2 separate regions of the Mus musculus genome follow, and region 1 is linked to region 2. The links are chromatin loops, found by intact Hi-C in ENCODE. Cell type or tissue: left cerebral cortex. All regions are shown on one strand. Links, peaks and the distances in the headings refer to the core of each region. The heading gives the core; the rest is flanking DNA.

What was found. A loop is a pair of places that touch in the nucleus more often than their neighbours do. Peaks named below come from ENCODE experiments on the same cell type or tissue, not always from the same donor. Only the 100,000 strongest peaks of a DNase experiment are listed, where the experiment ranks them.
Region 1: a loop joins it to region 2, with 2.1 times the contacts of the local background. A loop is called at or near these places in 2 of 42 quality-filtered maps.

The regions. Positions count from the first base shown.
Region 1 is chr2:118,364,484-118,380,497 of GRCm38, forward strand. Gpr176 (G protein-coupled receptor 176) reads right to left here and starts at 8,936. Exons shown (of 3, transcript NM_201367.3): 1 at 8,536-8,936. The coding sequence starts at 8,704. In left cerebral cortex, for the core only: a CTCF peak has its summit at 9,472; DNase peaks (open chromatin) are centred at 8,565, 8,941, 9,062, 9,599 and 2 more places; H3K4me3 peaks cover 2,027 bases; H3K27ac peaks cover 2,074 bases.
Region 2 is chr2:118,438,160-118,454,173 of GRCm38, forward strand. It overlaps Eif2ak4 (eukaryotic translation initiation factor 2 alpha kinase 4), which reads left to right. Exons shown (of 39, transcript NM_013719.3): 16 at 807-911; 17 at 3,003-3,060; 18 at 3,856-3,935; 19 at 4,966-5,067; 20 at 8,101-8,154; 21 at 10,117-10,353; 22 at 12,151-12,226; 23 at 13,253-13,374. Among named protein-coding and RNA genes, the nearest start is that of Srp14, 34 kb to the right of the region's middle. In left cerebral cortex, for the core only: no CTCF peak of the experiment used is centred there; DNase peaks (open chromatin) are centred at 4,750, 8,054 and 10,251.

The DNA.
Region 1 (16,014 bases), core at 5,104-13,103, 73 kb before region 2:
GGACATAATCACTGAGGACAAGTAAATATGATCTAGGATCAGCAAGGCTGGCTCGAGTGCCCGTTCTCTCCCCAGGGTAAGAGTGGGGCTGTGCAGTTGCTGAAGGGCTATCACAAAAGAGAGCCGTGGAACATTACAATCTGAAGGTTGTTTTCTATCTAATGCCTATTGCAGGCTTTCTTTGCCAAGACTGGGCTCCCTTCTGTAAAACCTGAAAATGCTTGCAATTCCTCCTCTCAGGTGAGCACCTTTCTTTACTATATGACTCTTCTTTGGACAATGGGATCTTGATGTTGTTTGGATCTGGCTTATCCCCTAAAGGCCCATAAATTGATGGTTTGGTACCCGCCCTGCAGCCCTGTCTGGCAGGAATAGAATCTTTAGGAGATGAGGCCTAGAGAAATGAAGTTAGGTGCTGGGGTAGAGCCTAGAAGATGTTGCGACCCCAGCATCTCCTTTGTCTGTTACTTCCTGGATGCTGTGAGATGAACAGCTTTGTTTCACTGTCCAGCCTGTAGGCCCCAAATCATGGAGCCAGATAACCATAAACTAAAACCAAGAACCTAACAGACCTTTCCTCCACATAAGACTAATAACCTCAGGCATTTTATGACAGTGACAGAAAGCCAACACAGCTCTGCAGTCTCCAGTAGGCAGGCTCCAGCTACTCCCTGTTGGAACTTTTGGGGTTTTACTATTAAAGAAGAAAAAAAAGAAATAAAATATCCCTTACATCATTTCACATAGTAAATATGACGGAATGAAATAATATGGTTTTTGCCAAAAAACTAAAAAGCTCTGTGTGAAAGTGAGGCTTCTGTAAGTTACCTTGCTTGATGGTCACCATGCTGGTGGATAAGTCAAAAGTGCCTAGACCATCAGAGGGAAGGAGAGGAGGGAGAAGGGGGAAGAGGGAGGGAGGAAGGGAGAGAAGGAGAGAGACAGACACAGAGACAGACAGACAGACAGACAGACAGACAGACAGACACAGAGAGAGACTGAACCAATTTCGTGAAGACAGTCACTCCAGTTTTCAGCATAAGGTTAACAAATCTGTGTGTGCTAGGGGAGGAGCTACTGTTTTACCGTTTTAACGGATGCAGTAATAAAGGGAAGGGCTCAGGACTCTACTTGGCTTCTGGACTTTTGCACACACCTTAAACTATGTTGAGAAAGTTTTTATTTGTAATTATTCTCCTCTTAATCCTTAGCAATACTCTAGCCTATAGTGGAATTTTAAGAGAACCAAACTTACACAAATCATGACCAAACAACTAAATCATGGATCTAAGCTCAAAGAGGTGTCCTGGAAATGGTCAGCTATATAATGATTACTAGGCTAGAACTGAGTTTATAAGTATGTTGGCTAAAAAGCTTGGATCTCGATCTCAGACTTGCTCTACTCCTCCCTTGAGAAGTTAAGTTTGCCTCACTCAAGTTGTGGGCTCTCCATCTAACTCAGGGGCTACAAGAAACTAAACGTGTTACACTGTAACAACAGGAAAGATGTCTTGTGCGCATTTCAAGAACAGGCAAGACCCAGCACCCATAGTAGGTTCCAGGATATAAAACTGCACTCATTTAAAAGCATTTCTTTCTCAAGGAAAGTGTTGGGGCTGAAGAGATGGCTCAGAGTACTTGGTGCTCTTGCAGATAATGTAGGTTTCATGCCAGTTCCCAGCATCCAGTTGGGGTTGCTCACAACAGCCTGTAATTATGGTTCTTGAGATTCCAACACCCTCCTCTGATCGTCATAGGCACATGCACATGGTGGTACCCATACAGGCAATCAGGTGCTCACATATACACACACATAAATAGAAATAAAGTTTAATATAACACAATAAAAAATAGCATTATCTTCTTGTTCCTCTCTTGCTCTTCCCTACTCCCTTCCCCGCTCTCTCCACGTGCTCATGGCTGGCCTCTACTCCTCTATTTTCTCTTCTCTTCTCTTCTCTTCTCTTCTCTTCTCTTCTCTTCTCTTCTCTTCTCTTCTCTTCTCCTCTCCTCTCCTCTCCTCTCCTCTTCTCTCTCTCTCTCTCTCTCTCTCTCTCTCTCTCTCTCTCTCTCCCTCTACTACCCTCTTGACTCCCCTCTCCATGACCTGAATAAACTCTATCCTATACTAAAATAAACAAACAAACAAACAAACAAATAAATAGCATTATCAAGGGATCTCTACTTTTAAAAAGAGCTCACTAAATGTCCTAGTCAGGGTTTCTATTGCTGTGAGGGAACACCATGACCAAAATCAACTTGGGAGGAAAGGATTTATTTGGCTTACATTTCCATATCACTGTTCATCATTGAAGGAAGTCAGGACAGGAACTCAAACAGGGCAGGAACCTGGAGGCAGGAACTGATGCAGAGGCCATGGAGGAGTGCTGCTTACTGGCTTGCTCAGTCTGCTTTCTTACAGAACCAGGACCACCAGCTGAGAGATGGCAGCACCCACATTTGACTGGGATCTCCCCCCTCAATCACTATTTTAAAAAATGTTTTACAGGCTTGCCTACACTCAGATCTCATGGAGGCATTTTCTCTATCAAGGTTCCTTCTTCTCAGATCACTACAGTCTGTGTCAAGTTTACATAAAGCCAGCACAGTAGGGAAGTGTTTTCCATAGTTCAGCCACTCGGGCACTCAAAGGGCACTGCAACCATGGTCCAAGAGGCCCAGGCTACTGCTCAAACTGGCAGCTGAAACTGGCATCTCATATATGTTGCTGGTTTTGCAAGGATGCATAACACAAGAGTTACAGGGTCATGCAGGCTTCCACCAAAATTCAAGAGAAAAGCCAGTGAAGTCAGATTAGATTCCTTGCAGGAACTCCTGAGAGGACTATGCATAAAGCTGTGAGGGTAAAGCCTAAGTTAGAATAAAGACTCCAGGATGTTGAGGATGCCAAGAACATGGGGCATTTGCCAAGGCAAGTTGCGTACACCAACGCTAGGTCACGGCTACAGAGATACAAGAGGAACTAATGCAGATGTAGAATTACAGTTTAATTTAAATGTCAAACATGATCAAGTATTGGAAATACAAAGGGGATAGAGAGATGGCTCAGTGGTACCCACATGGCAGCTGACAACTGTCTGTAACCCTCCTCTGGCTTCCACAGGCACCAGGCTCACACATGGTGCACATATGTGCAAGCAAATGCACCTACAAACAAAATTTTAGAATCATACATGTAATATTAAAATTAAATGAATATATACATCTATAAACAATGTGTATATGGGTATAGTCATCTTTACTTTTTTTCAGGCTAGCTTCCCTACTATTGTGTTTTCTTTCTCACTTCCACTGCCAATTTTCCAAACTCTCACAGAACAGTTTTACTCTAATCAAATCTCACCATGCCATTTTGCAAGCAATTTAAATTTGGTTTAAAGACGTCTGGCATCAAGTACAGCAATCACCCCAATTTTTGTTTTTAATGTGCTTCATTTGTTCTTCAACTTCTGACTTTGGCAACAAGAAAATGAAGCACAGACAACACACAGAGTCGGGGGAATATCTGCAAATTACCTAAGAGCTTGGTGTCCTGACGGCTTACTCACAATTCAACAAAAAAGACAAAGGATCTGAATAGATGCGACTAAAATGAAGATACCCAAATGGGTAATGAGCACATGAAAAGATGCTCAATCTCATTAGCCATTAGAGAAATCTACACTGAAGTCACAATGAGATATCACTTCATAGCCACTAAAATGTTCATGCATGTACACATGCATACACACGTATATGCACATGCACACACGAGCATAAAAATGGAGGGAGGAAGATGGACTTCTATCATATGAAAATCAAACATGAGGCATTTGGACTCAAAATATTGGGTTTATCTATCCAAGCTAATTACTGACCCTGCCATGTCCTGATTTTGATATATATTATTCTCCCTCTCCCTCCATCTGTATGTGTGTGTGTGTGTGTGTGTGTGTGTGTGTGTGTGTGTGTGTGTGTGTGTGTGTGTGTGTGTGTGTGTGTGTTGAGACAGGATCTTGTGCAGCTCAGCCTAGCCTTGAACTCACTATGTAGTTAAGCCTTGAATTCTGATCTTCCTGCTTCCACCTCCCAAATCCCAAATCCTGGGATTACAGGTGTGCAACACCACACCTGACTAGGATACCTTGGTTTTTTTTTTTTTTACGCAGTCTATACAGGCTTCTAAACATGCCAAAACAGAAACGGCATATAGATGTAAGGCAGCTGGTATTATGTTACTATTGTCTATAATTATGGTTAACCAAAAATTATTCTATATAATTATAAATTATGAGTACAAGCTAGCGTAATACATCACCTGTCAAATGTTTAACTAGGAAACTCTAAGAATCATCTAGCTCATATCAAAGCCACAAATATATGTTTCTACCAAGTATCATGACCATCCCTTGTATGCAATGTGATTTTGCTGGAAGACTATAAAAAACAAGCAAGAGGCAAAACGGTGTTTATCATCTATCTGTTGAACAGATTCAACAAGCTCATTCTCTCTCTCCCTTCCTTCCCTCACCCTATCGCCAGTTGTTCCAATCAAACCAATGGTCTCTTGCATGCTAGGCAAGCACGCTACCTAACTGAGCTGCATGTACCTTCTGCCTATTTTTCCTTTAAGATGACTACTTTAGGGCTATGGAGATGGCTCAGTGGATAGGAGTGTTTACTCTGAAAACATGAGGACCTCAGTTCAGATCCCAGAGCACATGTAAAGGGCCAAGCTGTAATCCTAGTGGTGTGAGGGAAGGAGAGCGGAGACAGGGAGAGAGCTGGGGCTTCCTGGCCAGCAGCCTAGCTCAGGGTCAGTGAGAGAGATCCTGTTTTGAAAGAATAAGACGAAGGGTGATAAAGAATTACTTTGTGGTCATCATTTTCACCATGATTCACTATACACCAATAGTGTTAGTGCATAGTGGCCTGCACAGGCTGCCATTAAAAAAGAAACAAATAAAACGCATAGATTGGGTGGCTTGAACAACGTTTATTTCTAACAATTCTGGAAGCTAGAAAGTCCCAGATCAGATGCAGTATTGGGCAGGTTCTGAGGAAGACCTTCCTGATTTATGGACTACTGCCTTCCTGCTACATCTTCACGAGATAGAGACAGAGTCTGTGAGCCCTAAACCTGACCTCATCTAAACTTTCTCCAAAAGACCTACTTCTTTCAGACCATCACACAGGGGTTCTATCTGTAACATGGGAATGCAGGAGGGTGCGGGTATCCGGCAAATATTCAGTGCACAGCAGTTGGCAAAGGAGGCCAACTTACAAAAGGAGAACCATTTATACATAATGGCTTGCCGGGAGGAAGGAAAACTGACGTCTATATTTTAAAACACTTTTAGGTAAATTCTAGTGTAGAATACTTACATGCTGGCTATTGTTTGCAGTGGTGACTTTAATGGGAAATTCATTTTTTAGAAATATCTCCCATGTCTCCAAGGATAACAGGCACGGTGACAAGCGATCTGGGTAGGCGTAGCTTAGTGGTCATACCTTAGTCAGTCATACCTTTCTAAGGCAAAGCAACAAAGAGAAATATACCTCTGCGGGTATTTTCATTGGGAATCCAAGGAGACCGAGAAAAGAAAGATCAGTCCTGTAGGGTTCAGGTTTTTATTTGTTTGTTTGTTTTTTGTCTTTGAAGATGGGGTTTCTCTGTGTGGCCTTAGCTGTCCTGGAACTCCCTCTGTAGACCAAGTTGGTCTGGAATGCAGAGATCTGCCTGCCTCTGCCTCCCAAGCACTAGGATGAAGGGCGCGGCATGTGCCACCATGCCCTCCAAGTTTTATCTTATTGGAATTGGCAACTCCAAATCTTTCTGAGTCTTTCCTTTCTAACTGTTGACTCTAGAGGTGGTGTGAGGCACCTACTAGAGGACCTAGATTATGTGGCTCTTCCAGGATTCCCATTTAACTGAAGGCATCCCAAGATGTTGTATCACGATGGCTGAGAAACTCTCATTTACCCAGATCCCCAAAGGGCACATTATTTGAGCAATGCTTGAGTCGTTTTCAGCACAGTAAATAATATTGCTATGACAGAAATATTACAGTTATCCCAAGTTACTGCGACATTTTCCCGTTAACGTGCTTAATGTTTTACAGGATAGCAGTGCAAGGAAAGTATTCCGGAGTACTAATGCGTCTCAGGAAGCCTAGGAAGGGGAAACCTGTTTGGAGGATGTGTAAAGAGCGTTTGTATTTGTTTAGAGAGAAAAAGTAAAGAACAACTCACTTGCCTGTGTTTGAGATGAGAAGCAGGTACACTAAGTCATGGCTAATCTATCAGGAGACAGCACTCCGTTCTCCAAAGACTTTACCTTCCTCCTCCTGCTAATCCATGGCTGCCCTGTATTTGTGGACTTTGGAGCTTCATTCCTAAGTTTGCACGCCTTGCATGTAACTGGACATAGCTTTGGACTGTAAGTACTGAGCCTCAACTGGCATTTCCAGGAAAATCTCATGTACATAGATTTGTTTGAATTGATCGAAATCTAGAACAATGAATCAAGATCACCCACAAAGAGTGAACTCACAGGACAATGTTACAATGTTTTCAAGGAAACATGAAATGCTATCTATATTTGTATTTTCTGGAAATAGAATAGAGCAAATAGATTTCTCAGTAGGTCTAGTCAGGAATAACCAAAGATCAATGGGAAATTAGTCCTTTTTTTTTTTTTTTTAGACCTATCCGTGAAGGCAGTTTTGCATGTCACTCACAAGTGCTGTGTGGAAAAGAACTGAAAATAAGAGTCCATTTACCTAAAAGTTCCTGAATCCAATTCAAGGAAAGACAGGAAAGAGAAAAATACAGAGAGACAGCTGAAAAAGCATTTCTATACCCACTGTTCACTATGTCTTTTGTAGACATGATATCTATCTTCTATTCCAATAATACCTTTTGAATTCAATCCATGAAAAAAATTTCAACACCAAAGTTACCATGGGGAAAAAGCTATGTGTGTGTGTGTATGTATGTGTGTGTGAGTATATACATACATACATATATATGCATATATATATATATATATATATATGAGGTGTATATTTGAAAAACCCAAAGTCATTTTTTCTGACTTTCCCATTAATATACCTTTTAAGAGAAGCAATATTGGAATTTAACTCTTTGCATAGTACTTTTGCATAGTAAATGTTTAGTTAGTGATTGTTAAATGAATCTCAGAAATATTTGGAACATAGGGTTTTACTGTGTAAATGTGCATTTAGCGGTCCACTTGAAAACACACATCTAGACAATGTCACATGGACAGCTGAAAATGCTCCATGATAGAACGTGGAAGCTAGCTATTACAACAGAAAGGGCTAGAAGGATGACAACTTGAGAAAGTATGAAGGGAAATTCCACACGTTATTTTTTTTCCAAATATAGTCTTTTAATATCTCAGATGTCTTGGTTTCCATGGAAATTCTCAAGTGTCTAGGAAATATAATTTATTCTGACTTTGAAACTTTGACTTCTCTTCTCCACAACATCCACACATAAATTGTAATCTTTTCACATTCTTAAAAATGTCACAACAGAGAATTTAAGCCTGTTTGCTAGTATCCATTGTGCTTGCCAAACCTCAATGGAAAGCAGTCTGATTGTACTGTTTATTGTTTAAAGAGTTGCCCTAAAAAGCAAGAGCCATTTAAGAGTAGGGGGGAGGAAAGATGAGTCTCACCCTAACCCACACACATTTTACTAGCCATTGCACAAGAAATTACAAGAACAGTAATTCTTTCATCCTTTTTATGTCCTGCAGCTCTTTTTGAAAACGGATCCAGTGCCCTGTAACAGAGTAGCGCAGTTCATTTTGGTCAATTTATTTTCTTTAATCCCCTCTGAACAAGGGAGGAAATCTATAATCTTCTGTGAGTGGTTTGAGACATTTGTTGTTGGTTTTTTTTTTTTTTTCTTATCTCTGTTATGCACTTAAAATACAGGTGGAGGAGTCCAGTGGGTTTCGTTTTACTCAAAGATTGTAAAATTATCTGAAGACAATGTAAAGTTTAACTTCACACGCTCTTAAAAAAAAAAAAAAAAAAAGTCCCCGTTACTAGAAACAAACCAAAACTGACATGTAAAATAGAGCTCTCTCAAAAATAATTATCTTATATCGGAAATAGTAGCGCAAAAACACATTTTTGACTGAGTTAACATTCCTTCATCAGTCACAAATTCCCCGGGAATCGTTGCTCCTATTTGTAAACAAGAGCTAGAGGCAGCGATGCTCCCGGGCACCAGAAGGTAAGCGGTGATGCGCGGAGTCTGAAGCTTTGGACAAGGGCTGTCTGGACAGGTCTTTCGCCAGAACCCTGTACCTGTACCATCCTGCCAAGAGAAGCCCTGTCCCAACTCTTCTGCTTCCAGCCTCCAGGCTGGAGGTGACCGTCCTTGCTTAACTTAAACCTCCTTCAACTCCCCGCACATGGCCAGGCACCCCGCACCCCACGGCAGCTCTTGTGTCCTCGGGAAAGTCCGGCCCGCTGGTGGCCCCGCGGGTTGGCTTACCCAGTAGCGAGCCAATGAAGATGACGACCTGCACGGTGGTGGTGAACTGGCGGTACAGCTGAGCCTCGCTCAGCTCCCCGAACGCGCTGAGGTTGGCGCCAGCCTCGGCGCCCGACGTGTTGCGCGGGTGGCTGGTGTTCGGTGACACCCAGCTGCTGTTGTGCCCCATAGCGAAGCCCGGGGTTTGCGCTCGTCCGCCTGGCCTCTGAGCCCAGCGCACAGCCGCTCCTGCCCCGGGCGTGGAGGGACCGACGCTCGGGAGCCAGGCAGCGTCCTGCAGAGCCGGCCAGCCGGCTAGCCCCTCACGTCTGCTCATCGCCTAGCCAGCCATCCGCGAGGAGGGGTGGGAGGGAGGTGCGGCCGCGCCCCATGCCTGCTCCCCCCTGGGCCCGTCAGCAACCACATGGAGGCGGCACGGTCACAGAGCATCGCTGGGCCCTCCTCCCGAGGGGGGGGGAGGGGGCGGGCAGCGCGGCCAAGCCCACCCAGCACACACATCGGTGGCTGCGGAGGACCCCGCGCACGCTCTGATCCTCTCTCCCTAGTGGGATGGGAGCATTTGGCTGAAGCTATATTTCAATGCCGCTAGTAGCTTCGAAGCTGGGGCGGTGCGAATCCCCATGAAATGCCCCAGCCTAGTGATCATAGCTGGGAAGGTGGGGGCTAAACCAAGGGCAGCCAAGGCTGGGCAACAGGCCCTGAGTGTCCACAGCTTGGCCCCCGCACACTCGGCTGAACGCCAGGACTCTGGGACGCTCAGCTGGGGTCTAATCCCCAGGGCTGCCTGAACCCCTGGAGCCGGCTCTGCACCCCCCGCCACTTTGCCTTTACAAGCCGCCCCCACCCTTGGCCTCAGCCCCACCACTCCAGGTCGGATCTTGGCTTGGACAGATTGTCGTGACCTAGCAGGGACCAGGTAGGATGCCCCTAGCGGGGCAGAGCCGCCGCCCGCTCTGCAGCCGGGCTCCCAGCGCGTGCCTGGGGCAGTCGGGGCCGCGCGGCAGGCAGGCGAGGTCACGTGACGCACGACCCACCCCCTCACGCTGCTGGTGAGGGACGTAGCGCCATTTTGCCCCAGTGGAGCGTGACTTCGTCGCGGGGCGCGTGGGAGGCGCGCAGTTTCAGTATCTAGCTGCTGAAGGATGCACTGCGTTTGCTGCTGTGGTTACTGCCCCAGCGTCCTTAGAGGTACAGCCTGCAGGCTCTATATCATTTGCCACTGCCATCTGGGCAGGGAGCCCAGCCTCCCGGGCCCTCCGTCAAGTCAAAGCCTTGTCCATCTTCGAAAGGTGGACTAAAGGAACCCACTGATGGTTTCCCAGGCCCTTTCATTGGGCCTCACCTCCACACGGGGCACTGCTAATGAATTCAGCGATGAAGACTTGGAGGGGGTTTCCTGCAGGCTGATGTAAATTGGGAAGTTGGGATAAGCAGGCATACAAGAAGAAATAATAAGGCAGGAGGAGTGAAATGGAAACAAGGAACTAAGAGAAGGATCAAGGGAAGAAAAATATAGAAATGAGCCAGGCATGGTGGTGCATACCTCTAATCCCAGAGTTTTGGAGGGAGAGGCAAGAGAATTGGGAATTTGCTACAAAATAAATTGGCAGGCTTGAATATGTGAGACCTTTCACGGCAAAAAAAAAAAAAAAAAAAAAAAAAAAAGTGGAGGTCACCTTGATCCCCAAATTTGAGACACACATTCTTTATGAAAATACAGAACCAGGGACAAGGTAACATCGGTCTTACGGTCGCGTCTTAGGTGGATTTTCCACTGACTACAATGATGAGTCAGGGGTAAGGTTCTATATGACATGAGGTGAGACATCATTTAAATGTTATACTTTCTGGTTAATATACAGCAAATTCACAAAATTCAGCGGCTTGAACAACCTATGTCGCCAGCGTCTGGCATCTGGAGGCTATTCGTCGCTGGCAGGAGATACTGGCCGTAACTTAGAAGTCAGACGCAATTGTGCTCCGAATAATCTACATATGGCCTTACTACGTAGCTGCTTAGCGTCCTCATAGGCAATGCTGTTCCTCAAGTGAGGACTCGCAGAAACTACACTGACATTTATAAGTCATTTTAGAATCTACATGGTACCATGTCCTCTGCACTAGATTTGTTGAAGCAGTCACAAAACCATACTACATTTAAGCAGGCAAACCTCAAGGGTGTCGATCACTAGTAAGACGAACATGTAGAATATGGAGCCTGATATTGCAGTCATTAAATAAAAATATGTCAAAAGAGCTTCCTATTGAAAAAAATTTAATTTGGATATTTTTTTCTAGAATTGGTTATGACCGGGTCAAAACCCATTGTGGTTGTTCTGATTTGCTTAGGCTACTGAAACAAAATGCCCTAGACCAAGCAGCTTATAAACAACAAAGTTTTGTTTCTGGTAGCTCCAGACTGGGAGGTCCAAAAGAGCACTAACGCTTGTATACATGAGAGCTTATTTCCTTTTATCTCTTCATTTATGTTCAGAAGAATTCTTGGATTTTAGTATTCTTAGACATTCATTTAAAAGCAGGAAGGATCCTGGGTAGGAGGAAAAACAGATGGAATGGGATCTAGGATTCTTGCAAAGACCAAACTGATGGTTAAGTAAGATGGATGCTGTGGGCTGTGGTTTTCTTTCCTTCCTTCTGACCCCTGTCTTACATCACACCTCCATGTGCTCTTCTGTGGCTTTTACTGAAGGAAGAGAGAAGGCTGGAGAGACAAGTATTTTGTCCTCAGTCCTGTGGTAGGTGACTTCCCATCTTGAGTAGGCTGTTCTGTATTTGTATGTGGCTAGTCCTGTGCCTATAGCCCTGTACCTATATAGTCCTGTGCTTATAGTCGGTGGTTTACTCTGCAGACATTACTCATGTTAACAGCTTCCCATTCTCTTCTTCTAGACACACAGAAAGCAATCTTTCTCAACTGCCCTTTCAAGTAAGCAAGGCCACATGACTATTATGACTAATGAAGTCTGAACAGAAATGATGAGGTGCTTGTAGGCTGAGACAGTGAAATGCTACTTCTGATTACCCAGTCCCTCTTCTGCCCTGCCACAGTGGTTGGGAAGGGAGTCTTGTTCTGAATGGAACTGCCTAAACACAGAGCAGCCTCTGAGTCACCACATGGGAGGACTCATGTCCTGGAGACACAGCCACCCACAATAAATTTTGTGTGAGCAAGAAATAAACATTGTTGTACTAAGCTACAAATATCTTTACAGTTATTCCTTCTTACAGCACAACCCAGCCTGTGCTGGCAGACACTCATGGAAATAGGCCTGCATATTTAAGGGAATATACTTTATTTATGTGCACAGCAGGTATTAAGTCTGATACTTTTTTTTTTAAATCTCTGTGTATATTGGTAGTGGCAATAGAAAATTCTTGGTCCTCAGGAAATGAGAGTGGTAATGGATAACTGAGCCCCTGGGAACCTTTGAATTAAACTGCTGGGCTTTTCATGTCCAACCTGTGTCAGTCTCTGATAAACTTACTTCATTTAAATGGCTTTTTGAGAGTATTTAAACTTAATATGGGTGCTAAGCCATTTCTCTTCTGGAAACCTGGACTGGCTTTTGACCCAGGCAGACATACAAACCTTCTCAAGATCACAGAGTCCATCTAGCCGGAGGGGCAGTGGGGGCAAAGAAGGCAGAGCATGAAGAGTGGTCCCTCAAACCTGTGTGCAAATGCCTGTGCCATTTCCAGCCCTCTTGACCTCTGTGAACTTGGTGCCCTCCTCTATCAAATAGACATAGGAGGAGCCATTTGGGGAGGCTTTTTGAGGAGATTGCAATACTGAATTAGTAAAAACCTCAAGGTCAGATATGTTAAACTTCACTATTAGATCAAGTCCTATTTGTTGATGATTATAGAAAGCAAATACCACAGAGGGGGAAACATCCCCCTTCCAACATGTTAAAGCTTCTCTGTGTAGGCTCTGTAAAATATCACTTACCGGACTCTGTATTTCCCCCCAAAAATGAAAGAATCACTTACTTTTCTTGCTTCTTTTTAATTGAGGGAAGATGTTCACAAAAAGTCTTTGGTAGTAGCCCAGGCTGACATTGAACTGACTTTAGAGCCAAGGACAAACTTGAATTCCTGATATTCCTGCCTCCTGAGTGCTGGAATGACAGACGTGAGACACCATACCAGGCAAGTTATTTTCAATTAGCAAAGGACACAGTAGCTTTTTGTTAAAAAAAAAAATTGCTTAAGATTTAGATGTACCATTTACAAAACACCCATAGAAGGAGTTACAGAGACAAAATTTGGAGCTGTGACGAAAGGATGGACCATCTAGTGATTGCCATATGCAGGGATCCATCCCATAATCAGCTTCCAAATGCTGACACCATTGCATACACTAGCAAGATTTTGCTGAAAGGACCCAGATATAGCTCTCTCTTGTGAGACTATGCCGGGGCCTGGCAAACACAGAAGTGGATGCTCACAGTCAGCTATTGGATGGATCACAGGGCCCCCAATGGAGGAGCTAGAGAAATTACCCAAGGAGCTAAAGGGAACTGCAACCCTATAGGTGGAACAACAATATGAACTAACCAGTACCTGGGAGCTCTTGTCTTTAGCTGCATATGTATCAAAAGATGGCCTAGTCGGCCATCACTGCAAAGAGAGGCCCATTGGACTTGCAAACTTTATATGCCCCAGTACAGGGGAACGCCAGGGCCAAAATGGGGGAGTGGGTGGGTAGGGGAGTGGGGGGTGGGTGGGTATGGGGGACCTTTGGGATAGCATTGAAAATGTAAACGAGGAAAATACCTAATTAAAAAAAAAGATTTAGATGTCCATAATTATAAATATTCTACTGTTCTAGAACTGTGGCGCACATCTTTAACCTCACCACTGAGGAGGTAGAGACAGGTGGAACACTAAGTTCAAAGCCAGCTTGGTCTAAATAGCAAGTTCCAGGCAATATAATGAAAACCCTGTCTCATAAAAGATAGTAATATTAATGTAGACCTTCACGTATTCTAAACAATCCCAGTATATCAGTTGGAGAATGGTTCCCCATGGATATGAATCTACAAATGTGTTTTAGTAGACTTTGCACCTAAAGACTTGCTATTAAAGTTCTCGAGGATATTAGGAAAATACGAAGTTCCTTCCTTCACAGGGAAGCCTCAGTAGTCACATACACACCAACATCTCACACACTCACACACACACTCACACACACACACTCACACACACATGCACACGCAAACATTCACATACAGATATGTACTGATCATAAAGCAACCCCTCTTCCCAGTACACAAAACAAATGCCTTGCACATCTTAAGCAAGCACTCTATCACTATGTCACATCCCCAGCCCAGGCCAGGTTCTAGTAGTAAATTAAAAATCTCCATGAATACTGTCATCCTCCAGTAGTCTTGGGAAGCCACATAGTTGTGGGATATTTTTTTGAGACTTAACCTTTTTGGAGCGCCTCTGTTACTGTAAAATTAGGGATCTAGCACATTCTTTCCTGTGTTTCTGTTCATGATAAATATATCCTTTGAAGATAAGTTTGATTTTTTTTTGTCAGAGTTGAAAGTTATCTAGAACCAATTTTGGTGAATTAAGTGATCAATACAGTAATATCTCTCCTTCAGTAAAAGATGAGCCATGGCTATGACTCAGAACCTAATTTGGAAGACACAGCATAGCTTTGGGATAAAAGGATATACTTAATTTATTCCAAAAGTTAAAAGGCAAGACTCACAGGTGCAGTGCAATGTTAGGACAAAAATCTCTTACATTCTAAGAGACTGGAACTTTTACTGGACCTCACAGCCAGAGTAATCACTATGCCCTGAGGTTACTTAAGACTGCTATCCTGCTGTGCACTCAGCCTATTTAACCTGCCTTTAGAATAGTGTAACAACTAACATTTTTTGCCTTGGGTTTGCCGTGTAATCAACATTTACACCTAAGCTAATGCATTGTGCAATCTTACATACTCTTCCACTACCCTGACCAGACTAATGCACCTGTGTTCTAATACTCACCTGCAGAAAGCAGCAAAAATGGATGTTGAAAGCGATCTTCTAAAAATGAATATCCACCATAAATGTTGAATCCAACACAGGGCTATTACTTGCTGAACAGTGATGTTACTTGGGTGCTGTGGAGTCTGTAACTTACTCCCTTGTAAGACTCCATTAAGATTTCAATAAAGTATCACTCCTTCCCTGGGATGCTTTCTGTGCTGTTCAATAGAGGCAAGGCAAGCTCTTTACAGGTGACAGACACAGGGACACGGACGGACAGATTCACAGGACACCTTTGGGACTGTATATGCAGAGACTGGAACAGCAGGAACAGCCTTGAGTCTCCTTGTCTGGCTGCCAGGACACAGAGAGCCTTTACCTACCAAAAGTGAAAAGGGGGAATAATTCAAAACAGGTGTCCAGAAAATTAATGGCAAAACTCTATAATTAACAAAAACAAAAAGCCGTTATCTTAGAGAAAATTTACACTAAGCCTTGTCATCACTAAACTTATGAATGTAATCACAGAAGAAAAGAAAAATCTTAAAAGTAGACGAAGAGACACACAACATTTCTTATAGAAGAAAAAAATCATTTGAATGACATCAAGTTTCTCACTGAAACCATTGTAGGTCAGAAAGAAAGCAGCAGAGACACGTGTGCAAGGTCTGCTCAGCAGAATCAGGGAAATGCAAGTGAATCCTGTAATGATACATCCCACACAGTTAAAATGGTTGTCACCAAAAGACAAAATTCTGGAGGGTATGACAAGAAAGAACTCTTACACACTATCAGTGGGAATATAAATTAGTACAACCATCATGAGAAACAGTATGGCAATTAAAAAAATACAATTGGAAACAGAACTACTATAAAAATCATGTAATCCTGCTCCTGGGCATGATTCCAAAGGAAATGAAGGAAGCCACTCTTTCAGGGCACCATGGTTACTGCTGCTCTGGTTCACAATAGACAAAAGGGAGCCACCCAAGCATCCATTAATGGATGAATAGATATAACATGGAATAACCATATAATGGAATCTTATTCCACCGTAAAAGTAATGAAATTCTGTCATTCCCAGCAGTATGAATGAGCCTGGAGGACATTGAGCTAAGAAACAGGAGTGAGAAAGCTAAAGATGTTCATCTCACTAAAGTAGAGTAGACTCGTGGTAACTGAAGTCAGGAAAATGAAAGGAGAGGAGAGGAGAGGAGAGGAGAGGAGAGGAGAGGAGAGGAGAGGAGAGGAGAGGAGAGGAGAGGAAAGAGAACAGTTGTGGTGGCTAGAATAAAAATAGCCTCCATGGGCTCATATGTTTGAATGCTTGGTCTCCAGTTGATAGAATGATTTGGGAAGGTTTAGGAGGTGTGGCCTTGTTGGAGGAGGTGTGTCACTAAGGGTTGACTTTGTGATTTCAAAAGTCCATTCCATTCCCAGTTCAGTTAGCTCATTTGCCCTCTCT
Region 2 (16,014 bases), core at 3,991-11,990:
TCTAATGTTGGGGCTTTTTCTCCTCTGCCTCAATTTTTTGGAACTTCAAAATGTTTATACTGTGCCTTGTTAATATTGAGAAGCCATGGAATCTACATGGCATAATTTGCAAGGTGGAAAATAAAAGGGAATTCTAGTGGGCATCATTGGGCCTCTCTCTGTGCATCACCTACATACACAGAGGCACAAACATGCAGCAAACCTGTGCTTGAGAGGGACGCTTGTTCTCAGAGCCAGAGGAGTATATACCATATGGTATATGCCTTTGTACCATACAAAAGACCAGAGAAGCGTTTTTATTACATTTAGCATCTTCTGCATAGAACAGTAAGCATGCTGAGCCCTTCCGAGGAGGAGAAAGCAGGATTCCTGTGATGTCATCATTGAGCTCCTGAGAGCTGGTGGCATAGACCTGAACTGTTAGAACAGTGTGCCAGGCTCATGAAAGAGGCAAAACAGGGAGATGTCGGTGCAGCTGGAATGAGAGGACAAGTCCAGGAGTGTGGCAGGCAGAAGTAGTGCAAAGGAAAACGGCAGAGGAAGGAGAGTAGGGCCTGAGCAGAGCACAGGGAAAGCCAGCAGGAGTCTCTGGGGAGCCAGGGAGCAGAGCCTGGGGGTTGCCCCTGCTCAGGACCACCAGCAGAGAGGTCAGAGGTCACAGGACGGACATTCCAGAGACCAGGAAGTCCATGGGAGAAGACTCATCCAGTGGTCATCACAACCCTCTTCCTTTAAAGTCGGGAAACAGAGTGCTGAGTTCTGTGTGGGAAGAAGCAGTGGATGGACTCTTCATTGTCTTCCAACAGGGAATGATTCATCGCGACTTGAAGCCTGTCAATATTTTTTTGGATTCTGATGACCATGTGAAAATAGGTGACTTTGGCCTGGCAACAGACCATCTGGCCTTCACTGTGAGTTGTTTGTTTGTTTGTTTGTTTGTTTGTTTTATTTTAAATTAGGCTATGCCTGTAAATGACTTGGGTACCTTAATAACCCTGGAAACACAGAGATGGGATAATGATCTCCTGTTCTCCTTCCATGTCTTCCTCTACTGTGAGGCAAGCCTGAAGGGACAGTCTGCAAGTGTGTCTTAGGTTCTGAATCTTAGGGATGTAAAGTTATTGGTTTATGAACAATGTTTAGGTAAAAGGCATATGATGCTTTATGAAATAATTTGGCAGTTGGGTCTCCTTACTGGGCATTTGACAAGCTCTTGCATCTGAGGAACTTTCCACTGGCTTGCAAAAGTAAGTCTCAGTCCTGGACAAACACTGGCTCTGACACTACTGATTAGTTTAGCATACAGAGCTAATTAATGTGAGGGGTAAGAAACAGTGAGATGAGAGTAAGGAGAGGAGGAGATGTGTGGCCATGTGGAACAGGAAACATTGTAGACCCAGTGCTGTAGCACTGGTGAAGTATTTAATCAGTTAAACCCAGGTGTTCAAGACCAACCTGGGCCACATAATGAGACCCCCATCACCCAAAGGAAAATAAAGACTGCATACAACAGTGGCACTCCAGATGGACCCTAGAAGGTCAGTGGGAGTGTAGCAGGCCAAAATCCAGGGCAGGGCACAGTAAAACCAGGACAAGAATCACCAGCATGAGCTAACAGCCAAGGTGAGCAGACTCGGCTATGTGAACATCCCATGTTCTGACTGGCTGAAACTGTGAAGTGTAGAAAAGCTGATGTATAAAGAGGAAGTCTTTGGAAATTGGGCAGCTTTGAGGGCCAGGGCCCTATTTAATTATCATAAGCTAGCTTTTAGGTCCCATGATCTGTAGTAAGTGTAGCTCATTCCAAGACTGGTCAGAAAAAGAAAATGGAATTTAGATGGTGACAAGATGGACCGCCAGGGCTAATTTCGCAGATGAAGTTAGGAGCGGAGAGTGAGGAGGTAGAAAAAAGCTGGAAGTGAAAGTAGGTGCCTGTCCTCCCAGGACTCAGAAGGCAGAGGCAGGAGGACCACAACAAGTTCAAGACCAGCTTAGGTTGCATAGCAAGTTCTAGGCCAGTCAGAGCTGCAGAGTGAGACCCTGACACCCACCACAGCAAAGAAATAGAAGAGGAGCAATAAGGACTGGGTCCTGAGCAGAGCAGATAAAGTGTATTGAGAAGTGCTGAAACCAAGCCCGGATGACATGGTGAGATGTTGTCCCCAACTAAAGAGCTCAGTGAGGTGTTGGGAGTAGAGGAGAGGCTCTACAGTCTCAGCAAGCTGCACACAGCCTTATCCCTGCCCTTTGCCCAGGCCTTGTCAGAACTCATGCGTCGGCTATAAAATGTGTGCATTTGGGACCTGCAGCAAAGGAGAACAAAAGGCAAGCGACAGCACCCGGAACATGTCCTCCTGCAAGACCACATCTCCTAGGCCTCCCCCAAATAGTCAGCAACTAGAGACCAAGTATTCAAATGCCCAAGACTTATGAAGGATATCCCATTCAAACCTCTAGACTTGGTTTAGGGTGTGACCATTAGAGCTGTGTGAAAGAGGGCAAAGCAGTCCAGTGTGTGCTTCAGCAAGGGACAATGGGGCCAAGTTAGTGACCAACCTTTAGGGAAAAAAATAGCAAAACTGACATGGAAGAGGCTGTAGTACTAGGAAAGGTAGAGCAATGTTTGTCACTGTTTTTAATTCTCTTGTGCTTCCTGATAAACAGCCTCTATTCCTGGAGTTTGTGGGATGAACATAAGTTGGTTTCTCTAAGAGTCTGGGTATTTCAGTCCTGAAGAGAGCTGTCCACTGAATTCATTCTCCTCTTGCTTTCTCTGGGTTTCCGTTGAGCCCTGCATGAATGGGTTAACTAAATATAAAAAATAAGTAAATGTGTTAAGTCAAAAAACCAGGTAATAATTATTCTGTGGTCCCTGTTAGCTTTTCAGTCTTCACTTAGAAACAGGTGAGCCATTGCCATGAACTGCTGGAAGGCTTTAATCCATCCTCGCTTGTGTTTAATCTGTATGCACTTGTGATTAATCCATCTTCACTGTGTTCTAGGCTGAAGGTAAACAGGACGACCAGGCAGGTGACGGAGTGATTAAGTCAGACCCTTCAGGTAAGCCTTTATTTCATCCATGTGTTTAAAAGGAGACCATAAAACTTCTCAACCTGAAATCTGCCTTTTACTTATAAAGACTTTATTCTGAAGCAAATTGAAATTATCCTTTAAATAGTCTTTATGGAAGTTTAAGGTTTTTTTCCTTTCGCTATGTTAATTATTCTTAAGAAGCATAAGCTCTGTCATTAGTAGAACAACGGTGATGATGGTCCCCTGGGGGCCCAAAGTGTTGGTGCTGTAAGGTTACCTCAAACCCAGCCTTCCTGGGGCTTTATCCAGTCCTAGCCTTCCTGTGTAAGCAGAGGCCTGTATGTGAGGCCGTGTGGACAGTCTAGGGTGTACAAAATCATCCGTACAGTGTTCACTTTCCTCCTGGGGGTAGGGGGATGGCAGATAACAGATCCAGCCCAGCCTCACTTTTATAAAGAAGCTCTTTTGTTCTGGGCCAGCGAGACAGCTCAGCAAGTAAAGTTGCTTGCCACTGAGCCTGATGACCTGAGGTCAGCCTCTTGAGCCCACAGAGTGGAAGGAGACAATGAACTCCCACAAGTTGTCCTCTGACTCCCACATACATGCCACAGCGTCCACACATCCACACAAATAAATAAATATAACTAGGAGTTAGGAGGAAGCCCTTTGGTTTTAAGTTTACTCTATCTGGAGCTAGGGGTGTAGCTCACTGCCCCTCACCGGCATGCACAAGGCCCTGGGTTCAGTACTGAGCACTGTGAAACAGCAACACCAGGAATAACTTAGTCCCTGGCTGAAATGCTTCCCTCCTTTCCTCCATAGGCCATTTGACTGGCATGGTTGGTACTGCTCTGTATGTAAGCCCTGAGGTCCAAGGAAGCACCAAGTCTGCATACAACCAGGTACAGTGTGTGTGTGTGTGTGTGTGTGTGTGTGTGTGTGTGTGTGTGGTGGGGTCTCAGAGTAAGTGACAAGTGTGACCATCAGGACTGTACCATGTAGGGTTTAGTGACCAGCTGAAGTAGGAACAGTCATTCTAGGCAGAGCATGCAGCAGTGCCCCAGGGCAGCAACGGAAGCTGGCATCGTTGCTGCAGAAGTTGGCAGTTCCTCTATCCATTAGGACTATGGGAGCTAGCCTCTATGCTGTTCCCCTCCCCCGTCAGGTACATAGGGAACAAGGCAGCCACCGGAGTAACAGCTGTGTACAGGAGGTCAGAGAGCTGACCCAGTGATGGCGAAACCCATGTTGAGCAGGAAGCAATGGAAGAGAAATGCCCTAAATTAGGATGAGGCCTGTGAAGAATGGAACTGAGTAGCAAGGCAGTAGTGGGGCCTGGCAGGCATTCAGAATTGCTTTCTTCTGCTCTGGGCATTCAACTCTAAGGGCCTTGCACATTCTAGGCGGTACTCCACCATCAAGCTACGTCCTGAAACTCATACAAGGATGCCATTTAGAATAAATAATGGACAAAGATAAGTGAGGGCTAGGGATGTGGCTCAGTCGGTAGAGCACTTGCCTGGAAAGTGACAGGCTTGGTCCTATCAGTAGCACTGACAAGCATGGATAGAGCCTGCCAAAGAGGGGAAAGGCTGAAACAGTGGAATAGCAAGCATCAAAAAAGGGTCGTGGTAAGGTGAATGCATTCTGTACAATAAGTTTAAACAGCGCAAGAGACTAGATCTCAAATGTTATTACCAGAGAGAGGGAGAGGAGGTGGGAGGGATGGCAGCTGTGCTAGCAGATAGACATGTTAGCTTCACTGTGATCGTCATTTCTCAGTGAAAATTTTGGATGATTTGCTTTTAAAATTATAGGTCTAAAAACTTGTTTCAGAACAGATCTTCGTATTTCTCAACTAAACCCCCAAGCTCCTGGAAATGCCATTTTGATATCAGAACTCTCTAAAGGCAATTTCTGTTTTCCCCACAGAAAGTGGATCTCTTCAGCCTGGGAATTATCTTCTTTGAGATGTCTTATCACCCGATGGTGACTGCCTCAGAAAGAATTTTCGTTCTCAACCAACTTCGAGATGTGGGTGTCAGATATATTTGATGAATACATTTCCAGTATCCTCAGTGTCGTATGGAGATCAGAACTCAAGGACTTTTTCCTGATATTTATAAAATAGAAGAGGCTATCAATTGTTGATTTAAAAAACAAAACGGTCTTAGCCAGTAGCCCAGGCTAGCCTGAAACATGAGATTCCCCTCTCTTATCCTTCTGAATGCTGGGATTGCAGTGCACGGCCCCAAGCCTGGCTGCCTCCTCTAATTTCAATGACTCATTGTCCAATTCATGATAAGCTGATCATGCTGTCGTTTTCAGTAAAATGTCTTTGGGACAAGGAGTGTCACCTCATTTAAGTTGCCAGCATAGTGGTTTTAGTAACTAAATTTGTCAGCCTATGTTGTCCTGTGCTCTAGTAAGAGAAATCACACCCCTGTCAACATGCCCAGTGATGAGGAACAGTTTGGTTTATTTGAGGCGAGCCAGCCTAGGCTACATGACATTCCAGACCTTATCTTCTCACCCCCTCCAAACATAAAGGTTTATATTGGATGGATCTGGTTTTGTAAAGCAAATCTGAATGACCAGAAGTTAAAGTGGATCTGAAGTCTGGAGCCAGGTCTCTGTGGTAGAGACTTTGCTAACCCTGGCACACACACATGTGGCTCTCAGCAGTCACTTGAGCTGTTTTTCCCAGTGAAATTCCCACTCATGTTTTTGAGATAAACCCTTCCTCAGTTGCTGTTTGTGCTCATAGGGGTGAGTGTTACAGGGAGCCCGGACAAGGGTGCCCATGACAATGGGGCATTAAGAAAGTAGAAAGTAAAGTCTGGGCAATTTGGACTGTTACTCATGAAACAGGTCTGGAGAGCCTTTCTCATCCTTAGGGAGCAAAGGCAAGCCTAAGTATTTGTTAAGTTAAATCACATAGAACAAGCCAGGCATGGAGGGGCATGCCTACAGTCCCAGCATGTAAGAGAGACAGAGCATGAGTTCAAGGCTAGTCTGGACTACACATGAGCAAGACCCTGTCCACATGGCACTAATAGACCACAGCAGACAAGTGAGTTAGTGAACACACTGAGGTTGCTCCTGAGTCAGCAGTGTACACACTGAGGATGTTCCTATGAGTCAGCAGTGAACACACTGAGGTTTCTCCTGAGTCAGCAGTGCACACACTGAGGATGTTCCTATGAGTCAGCAGTGAACACACTGAGTATATTCCTGAGTCAGCAGTGCACACACTGAGGATGTTCCTATGAGTCAGCAGTGAACACACTGAGTATATTCCTGAGTCAGCAGTGCACACACTGAGTATATTCCTGAGTCAGCAGTGCACACACTGAGGATGTTCCTATGAGTCAGCAGTGCACACACTGAGGATGTTCCTATGAGTCAGCAGTGAACACACTGAGGTTTCTCCTGAGTCAGCAGTGAACACACTGAGGATGTTCCTATGAGTCAGCAGTGAACACACTGAGGTTTCTCCTGAGTCAGCAGTGCACACACTGAGGATGTTCCTATGAGTCAGCAGTGCACACACTGAGGATGTTCCTATGAGTCAGCAGTGCACACACTGAGTATATTCCTGAGTCAGCAGTGCACACACTGAGGATGTTCCTATGAGTTAGCAGTGCACACACTGAGGATGTTCCTATGAGTCAGCAGTGCACACACTGAAGATGTTCCTGAGTCAGCAGTGCACACACTGAGGATGTTCCTGAGTCAGCAGTGCACACACTGAGGATGTTCCTATGAGTCAGCAGTGCACACACTGAGGATGTTCCTATGAGTCAGCAGTGCACACACTGAGGATGTTCCTATGAGTCAGCAGTGCACACACTGAAGATGTTCCTGAGTCAGCAGTGCACACACTGAGGATGTTCCTGAGTCAGCAGTGCACACACTGAGGATGTTCCTATGAGTCAGCAGTGCACACACTGAGGATGTTCCTATGAGTCAGCAGTGCACACACTGAAGATGTTCCTGAGTCAGCAGTGCACACACTGAGGATGTTCCTGAGTCAGCAGTGCACACACTGAGGATGTTCCTATGAGTCAGCAGTGCACACACTGAGGATGTTCCTATGAGTCAGCAGTGCACACACTGAGAATGTTCCTATGAGTCAGCAGTGCACACACTGAAGATGTTCCTGAGTCAGCAGTGCACACACTGAGGATGTTCCTATGAGTCAGCAGTGCACACACTGAGGATGTTCCTATGAGTCAGCAGTGCACACACTGAAGATGTTCCTGAGTCAGCAGTGCACACACTGAGGATGCTCTGTGGACACTTTGGGGAGCAATCTGTATTTTGGAAAGCAGTGTGTGGGTAGCAGTTGCTAAGGCATAGATGGACCGAGGGTGTTTCTGCATGCACCTTAGCTGGGATGGACCTAGATGTCCTTGAGGAAGCCCCTTTCTGTAATCTGAAATTGCTTTTTCAATTCAGGAATATGTAAACTATCGGTTACTCTTGTAGCTGAGGTCCTGCTCATCAGAAAAGCAGGGACTCAGAGGAATTGGAAGTGGGATTTGGAGTTGGTGCTAACTGAATTTGCCCGTTGCTTTTGGCTTGTTTGTTTCTAAGTCAGGCCTTATGCAGCAGCAGCTGGCCTCTGACTTGGCTGTGTCTGAAGCCACCTGTGACCCACCCACCTCCGCCTCTACCTCCCACCTCCTCTTAGGTTGATGATTTCCTGGAATCTTGCCTTTCTTCACCATGTGTTTCACTAAACTGCTTTGTGTTTCTGTGCAACCCTTACACTTAATTTATTCCTTATGCTGACTTTTATTGACAATTACAGTCATGGCAAAAATCTCTTATTTAAATTATCTTTTATTTAAACTTAAAGGAGGTGATTTGCATAACGGAGGCCATCATTTGGGTAACGTCCACATTAATAGACTGTGTACTGAAGAGTGAGCACAGGGCGTGGAGAAGGTGTCATGTTAGCAAATTTTAATTTGCTCTTTGGTTATCTTACTGTGCTGAATAAAAGCTTTGCCTCTGGCAGCCTGCCAAGCGCTTGCTGATTTGAATATAATACTCTTTTAGCCCACATCGCCCAAGTTTCCAGACGACTTCGATGATGGAGAACATACAAAGCAGGTAATTTGCTGAGGCTTTAATTGCTGGTCTGCAGCCTTGGGTTTTAATTACTGTTTCTCTTGGTTTTCAATTAGAAATCTTCTGCCACTCGTTCTCTTGTGTTCACGGAACACCGTGGGGAAAATAGCAAAAGATGGAGGAGCTCTTAAGATGTTACTAGGCTTGAAATGCACTATAAAAAGGCCAGGGTCTGAAAGCAAATTAACCCACTCCAGAGCTCTTTGTGTATTCAATTGTGCCTTCAAGTGTTACTTGGACCGCTGGCTTAGCTGGGAAGAAATGCTTTTACAGCAAATTGCTTTAGATAAAACTTAGGACATACAGGCAAAAAATTATAATCTCTGTTTTATGGGTGAAGTAACTCAGGTTGTACAGAAAGGACTACACTTTCCAAGTGGTCTGCTGTTAGAAGGTCTTGGGATTATTTGGTTTTATAGCACGGGGGAATCAAACCTAGGTCCTCCACATGCTAGGCAAGTATTCCACCACTGAGCAGTAGCTGTTACAGTATTTCAAGCATGGACATTTCTCACGTACACCATAGCTATCGGGGACAGGGGGGCAGGGAGATGGTTCATCCTACGCTAACACTAGCACCCAAATAACATGAGAGACCCTAAGTGAGCTGTGTACCATTCTCTGGTATTCCTTTCTTCTTTCTGATAGTTGTTTGCTGTGGTGAAACCTTCACTCGTTAATACTCAGGTCATAGGGAAATTTCTTCCTTACACTGACTGTTATTGACAGTGATAGTCAGGGCAAAAGTATCTTCTTTAAACTATCAGCATTGAGAACAGGAACATAAACAGAGCATGTCAACATTTGCAACTTCTTATTGGCTGCATGTCTGCATGGCCATTCCACTGCACATCTATAAGAGTTAGGGACTGTTAGTGTCTTTTTATTTCTGTTTGAGTAAGTCTCTATACTTCTATGGTGTTTAGTATGACACTGTTAAAGGCTAACAGGGCTCATTTGGCCACCTCTATTTAATTAGTAAAGAAGTATTAGAAAACAGGCTGTTACCTGTTCTATTTATCTTGTTAGCTGCTATCTTCCATTTGAATTAGTCATTCGCTGAATTTTTGAGTGTCATAACTATAAATACTCACTTCATAGATAGGGTCTCTCTACATACCCCTAGTTGTCCCAGAACTCACTATGTAGACCAGGCTGGCCTTGAACTCATAGAGACCCACCTCTGTTTCCACCACACCCACCAGAAGGGTATTTTAAAGATACATTAGAGATATCTTATGAAATCCATCTAAAAATTGAAAATTTCTGTTCTCAAATATTCTGCCAATTTTTTTATAAATTCTTTTTCTAAGCTACAGAGTTAAGAATCATGAAGGAACAGGTGTGATGGCACGTATCTTTAATCCCAGCATTCAGGAGACAGAGGTAGATGGATCTCTTTGAGTTCAAAGCATGGTCTATATATTTATTTACTGAGTAGACTGTTTAAAAAGAAAAAGGTTTAGGGTACCTTTTAAAGGCTTGTGCTGCTTCAGAGGGCTCTCCACTATGGAGGCATAACAAACAGTGTAAAGCAAGAGGATTCCAGGGAATAGACTCAGTAAAGAAAAGGAGGGAGAGCGAGGACCAGTGTGCTGTGCGGTAGAGGTGCTGCTGTGTGCTTATGTAAGTACTAACATTAGGCATGGGCTCTATGGTAATGTCTAGATATCTCCTTTTTATACAGTCCTTTGTAGTCATAAGACTAAGCTCAGCTTTCGTGTGCTTTGTTAAGGATATGTTTGATCGTTGGTGACAAAGGGACCTTTCCCTTTCAAGAATGCTCCAGTTACATTCATGCCCAAGTCACAGGGTCATGGGTCACTAAATGGCATAATCAGAGATCTCGGAAGTGCCAGCTAAGCATAAAAAGTGCCCTGAATGACCGCCTATCTGAGTTTCATCTGCTGTCTCCTTACCAACTATGTGCCTGTCACGTTGCAGAAATCTGTCATCTCCTGGCTGTTGAACCATGATCCAGCTAAACGGCCCACGGCCATGGAACTGCTCAAGAGTGAGCTGCTCCCCCCGCCGCAGATGGAGGAGTCCGAGCTGCATGAAGTGCTGCACCACACGCTGGCCAACATAGATGGGAAGGCCTACCGCACCATGATGAGTCAGATCTTCTGCCAGCACATCTCCCCCGCTATAGACTACACCTACGACAGTGACATCCTGAAGGTGGCTGAGTCACACATAGCGGGCACTTCTCTTTACTCTTTGATAGTTTTTATGTATGTCTATGATACATTCTGATCAAACTCATCCCTCTGCCCTTTCTTATCTTCCTCCCACTCCTAATACCCTTTCTCCTACTAAATGCTTATCTAACCTCCATGTCTTACATTTTTATAGGTTTTTTAAAATAACATTTTATGTAAGGGGGTGGGACATGCACATGTCATGGTACACGTATTGCGGTCAAAGGACAACTTGTAGGAATTATTAGTTCTTTCTTCCCACCATGTGTGCCTCAGGGATTGAACCCAAGCTGCCAGGCTAGGCAGCGAGTGCCTTTACCTGCTAAGCCATCCCATGTTCGTATCTCTTTATTTTGTTCGGGTTTTACCTTGTGATATTCCGGGTCTAACCAGCTATCCCTGCGCTGTAAGTTCTTGGCTTAAATCCCCCAAAGCCCCAAAAGCACAAAGCATGCACAAAGCATGCACAAAGCATGCACAAAGCATGACTGCTTAGTTCAGGGAAGAGCCATGCTAGTAATCACTTATTGATTTTGACCCTTCCCACTCCATGCCCTTCCAAGAGACTGAGAGACAGAGCCCATTTCAGATTTCCAACCTGGGACACCCAAGGGGTCAGCTCTGTATGTGGAAACAATGGCTCCCAGCACCGGCCAAGGCCCAGGAAGCCCAGATGCAGGGTGCCCTGGCTCCTCAGATGCAGGATGCCCTGGCTCCCCAGATGCAGGGTGCCCTGGCTCCCCAGATGCAGGATGCCCTGGCTCCCCAGATGCAGGATGCCCTGGCTCCTCAGATGCAGGGTGCCCTGGCTCCTCAGCAGCTCTGCGGCCTCAGCTGGGAAGCATCTTGAGTCTCTAAAAGCTTCCAGATGGTTTCTGAAGAGTTGTCAAGGTGCCAGTCTTGGTAACCTTTATTATTTCATTTCTAAAAGTTAAAACAAAACCAAAAACACAGAAGCACCTGAAATAATTTAGAGAAATGTTTTGTTTTTCTTTTCTTTTATTGGATATTTTATTTGTTTACATTTCAAATGTTATCCCCTTTCCCGGTTTCCCCTCTGGAAACCCCCTATCCCATCTCCTCTCCCCCTGCTTCTATGAAGGTGCTCCACCTACCCACCCACCCACTCCTGCCTCCCTGCCCTGGCATTCCCCTACACTGGGGCATTGAGCCTTCACAGGACAAGGGCCTTCCGCCTCCCATTGATGCCTGACAATATATGCGGCTGGAGCCATGGGTCGCTCCATGTGTACTCCTTGGTTGGTAGTTAAAGAGTTGAGTGAGTAGGTAACCAAGGCTGGCCATCCATGCTGTCTACTTCTATATAGTTAAGCTGTGGTATAATCTTAGAAGATGGAATTTAGAGAAACTGTAGATTTTAAGTGTATATGATCATGCACACCTGTGGCCTTGCAAAGACTGAAGAGGATTGTGGCCAGGCTAGCCTGGGCAATACAATGAGACCCTGTCTCAGAAATAAGAGCAGAGTTTGACTGTCTAATAAGAATCAGATCTGTTTGTAAGACTACAGGTAACTTTATTTTGTCTTTTTGCTTATTTTTTATTTCTAAAATTACTATAATAAAATGGAATGAAAAGGAAACACCTTAAGCAAATATCCATGTCTCTCTAAATGTGTTCAAAGAGACAGTTGCTCAAGACCTCTGCTGAGATCCTGACCCTGGGCAGGGCAGCACCCAGCACAACTGCAGACGAGCATTTTAGAGGAACTCTTGAGTTAGGCTTTGCTGATGACATTTAATCGGTCTCATTGTAGGGCAACTTCTTGATTCGTACAGCCAAGATCCAGCAGCTTGTATGTGAAACCATCGTCCGCGTCTTTAAAAGGCATGGTATGTCCTTCTCTGAAAAGCACTCCTCTGGCAGTTTTCTAAAAGTCATTAGAAAGTAGAGTGCTTGCACACAAGCACAGCAACCTGAGCTCAGTCCTTAGCACCCACTGAAAACCCCGCCATGCCAGCACACATCTGTAAGCCCAGAACTGGGACAGGGCCACAGAGACAGGAAGATCCCCAAGCTCGGTGGCGACAGCCAACTCAGGAAGCTCAGGCTCAGTGAGAGCAACTGAGACACCTGGCATCAACCTGTAGCACAAGTGCATGCATACGTGAGCAAGCCCATGCACATGTGCACATACCAACACAAAATTATACCACGTGGGTATACACACACAGAAGAAAGAAAGAAAGAAAGAAAGAGAGAGAGAGAGAGAGAGAGAGAGAGAGAGAGAGAGAGAGAGAGAGAGAGGGAGAGAGAGAGAGAGAAGAAAGAAAAGAAGAAAGAAAGAAAGAAAGAAAGAAAGAAAGAAAGAAAGAAAGAAAGAAAGAAAAGAAAGAAAGAAAGAAAGAAAGAAAGAAAGAAAGAAAGAAAGAAAGAAAGAAAGAAAGAAAGAAAGAAAAGAAAGAAAGAAAGAAAGAAAGAAAGGAAGGCCAGGTATGCTGTACAAGCCTGTAATTTCAGCACTCAGGAGGCTAAGGCAAGGGGTTTGAAGCCAGCTGAGGCAATATAGTGAGACCAGTCTCAATGAAAGAAAAAAATTGCTATTGGTGGATTTTGGTATGACTATATATTAAAATCCATTGATAAGCAGTTGGCCCAGCTTGTTGAGGAGAAACTGTTTGATTATCCCAACCTTGCTACTAAATACGGTTGACTCATGGAGTCCAAAGTCTGACTAAATCAACAGACTTAGCCCAGGTCAGCTTTCCATGTATCTATCCATCTGGAACATTATTAGCCAATATTGGGAGCCAATGTTGGCTCTCAGTGCCCCAGCGGCAGCTCACTCACCTGTGTGCTTGTGTGCGTTTTGGGTTAAGAACCTGAGGCTCAGCGGCTCTCTCTGTATTTTGGTATAGGCGCTGTCCAGCTGTGCACCCCACTGCTGCTTCCCCGAAACAGGCAAATATATGAGCACAACGAAGCGGCTTTGTTCATGGATCACAGCGGCATGCTGGTGATGCTTCCGTTCGACCTGCGGGTGAGCTGGGATGCTGCTCCGTTAAAGACTCGCCCCTCCCAGACACCCCCACTTCAGCCTTATCCTGGGGAGCCACATGTAGGAAATACCTAATCAGAGTAAAGGCAGTATTAGAGTTCAGCAAGTGTCTGACCCCATATTGCAGTGCTGAGGTCCACAGAGCACCCTACAGCAAGTCAACCTCAACTCAGACAGAGGAATGTCGTTCACTCGCCAGCTAGCTCTTCAGTAAAACCCCAAATGTCGCTGTCTAGAGAAAGCAATGTTAAAACAGCTAATGGCTATGCTGAGTTTTGTCCATGTTCTCTTTCTTGTGATCCCCAAAGCTTTCTTAGCCAGCAACAACTTTAGTCTTTCACAGCCTTAACTGCTAGCAAGCCCACCCACCATTTTCCTCTAGACCTGAGGAAAACGTGCAGTGAGTATGAGAGTCGGGGTTCTGTCCCTAATGCACAGAAGGCACTTGCAACCAAACTCGAGGAGAGAGCATGTACTTAGCATGTGCAGTGCCCTGGGTGCAATCCTCAGCACCAAAACATCTTTAAAGGTACAAATGGAGGCATAAAGGAAGCATACGGCCAGGCGGTACATAGACAGGAAATGAGTAACTGTTTGAGGTTATGGCAAGATATATGTGCTGTGCATACATGTTTAACTTTACTTGGAAGGTACAAAAATGTTTATATTATTCAGAGATGACCAGGGCTGTTGAGACTACTAATGGCTAACTTTTTAGAAAAGTAATAAAAGAATGAAATGAATGAAAATTTACAAATTTATTTTTTTAAAAAAATGTCTCTATGTGTATCTATGTAAGTGTGTGCTACATGTGTGCACATGCCTACCGAAGCAGAGGAGGGCATTAGATCCCTGGAGCTGGAACTGTCAGCATTGTGGATCATCCCTCATGAGTGCTAAGAACAGAACTCAGGCCCTCGGAAAAGCAAGAAGCCTCTTAACCACTAAGCCTTGAAATTTTTCAAAATTTGATTCTCATTCCATAGTCCATGAAATGACAGTTCCACCTTTAGGGTTTTTTTTTTTTTAAGTAATACAGTATATGAATCTTAAAAGGATGTTTATGTAATTGTATCAAAAAATGAAACCCATCATGTTTATCTATAGGAGAATGAGTAACTATATGTCATGATATTAAGGAATATTAAGAAGCTATTAAAAATGTAGCTGGGCATAGTGGCCTACACCTGTAATCTCAACAGTTGGAAGTTCAAGCAGGAGAATCACAAGCTTGAGGCAAGGCCACATTATGTACTGAGACCCATTTTAGACAAATAGGGGAGCTGGGGAGATGACTCAGTAGTTAAGAGCACTTAATGCTCTTGCTGAGAACCTTGATTCAGTTCCTAGAATCCACACAGAGTAGTTCACAACTGCCTATAACTCCAGTTCTGGGGTATCTGACACCCTTTTCTGACTTCCGTGGACTTGCACTCTGGGACACACACATACATGTAAAGTAAATTTATCAAAAGACTACAGCTAAACTTGTCTGTATATCAAATATTCATATATGTAAGGGTGAATACTCACACCTATTAGTATATCTTATCTGTAAACATGTCCATAATATATTGATAGCTTAAGAAAAATAAGTTCTGAAGGAACTCTAAAATCCCACTTTTTTTGTAAAGAAAGGTTTCTAGAACTGAGAGAAACTTGGGCGTGAATGAGTTGCTGTATGTGTTGCACGCACTTGGTATATGTGATCAATGAACTCACTCTTACTCATGGGTGAGCCACCATGCACATCAGCCTGTCTTGGCATCTCCAAAAAGTAGGGTGTCAGGGAGTATCTCAAAGTCCTAGGAGGAAGAATACAATCAAGGCATTTGCCTTTTTGCTTTTCTTTTCTTTTTACTTTTTATGGCTTGTTGCAAAACAACTTTTGCTTTTAAGATGTAAGAGAATTTTTTTCCAAATAATTATGTGCATGTGTGAGAGAAATGTGGGGGGAGAGGAAGCAAGGGAGAGAGAGGAAGGGAGAGGGGAGGAGGGAGGGGCACTACTCATGGGTGAGGGGTGCTCGGAGTGGAGCGCAGGACCTCATTTATAGGAAAGCAAGGATTCTGCTGGTGAGCACCACTCCCAGCCTCTGCTGGTGAGCACCACTCCCAGCCTTCCTTCTGTATTTTTGGCTTCTGTTTTTCTTTTAAATAAGCAAAGTAGCTTGGAATTATTGCTTGACAGAGGTGAATAAACAGCCTATCACCATTGGGCTGTTGGGAAAAGAGTAGCAGTCCGGAGGACACGTAGCTGCACTGATTACTAGAGGGTACTAGGGGCGGGGCGTTAAACATGAGCTCCCTTTCCATAACAGAATTCCTTGGGCCGGAGAGATGGCTCAGCAGCTGGGAGCACTGACTGCTCCTCTAGAGGACCCAAGTTCAATTCCCAGCGCCTACGTGGCAGCTCACAGCTGTCTGTAATGATAGTTCTAGGGGATATGCATATGCATGCAGACAAAAATAACCATACATAAAATAAATAATTTCCTCTAAGAGACCGATATGGAACTCAGGAACTTAATTCACCATAAGAGAAAGCACTCACTCATTTTGACTGTTATTATAAATGAGAATTTTTAAAAATGTACTAAAGTGTATGTGAGAGAACGAAAAA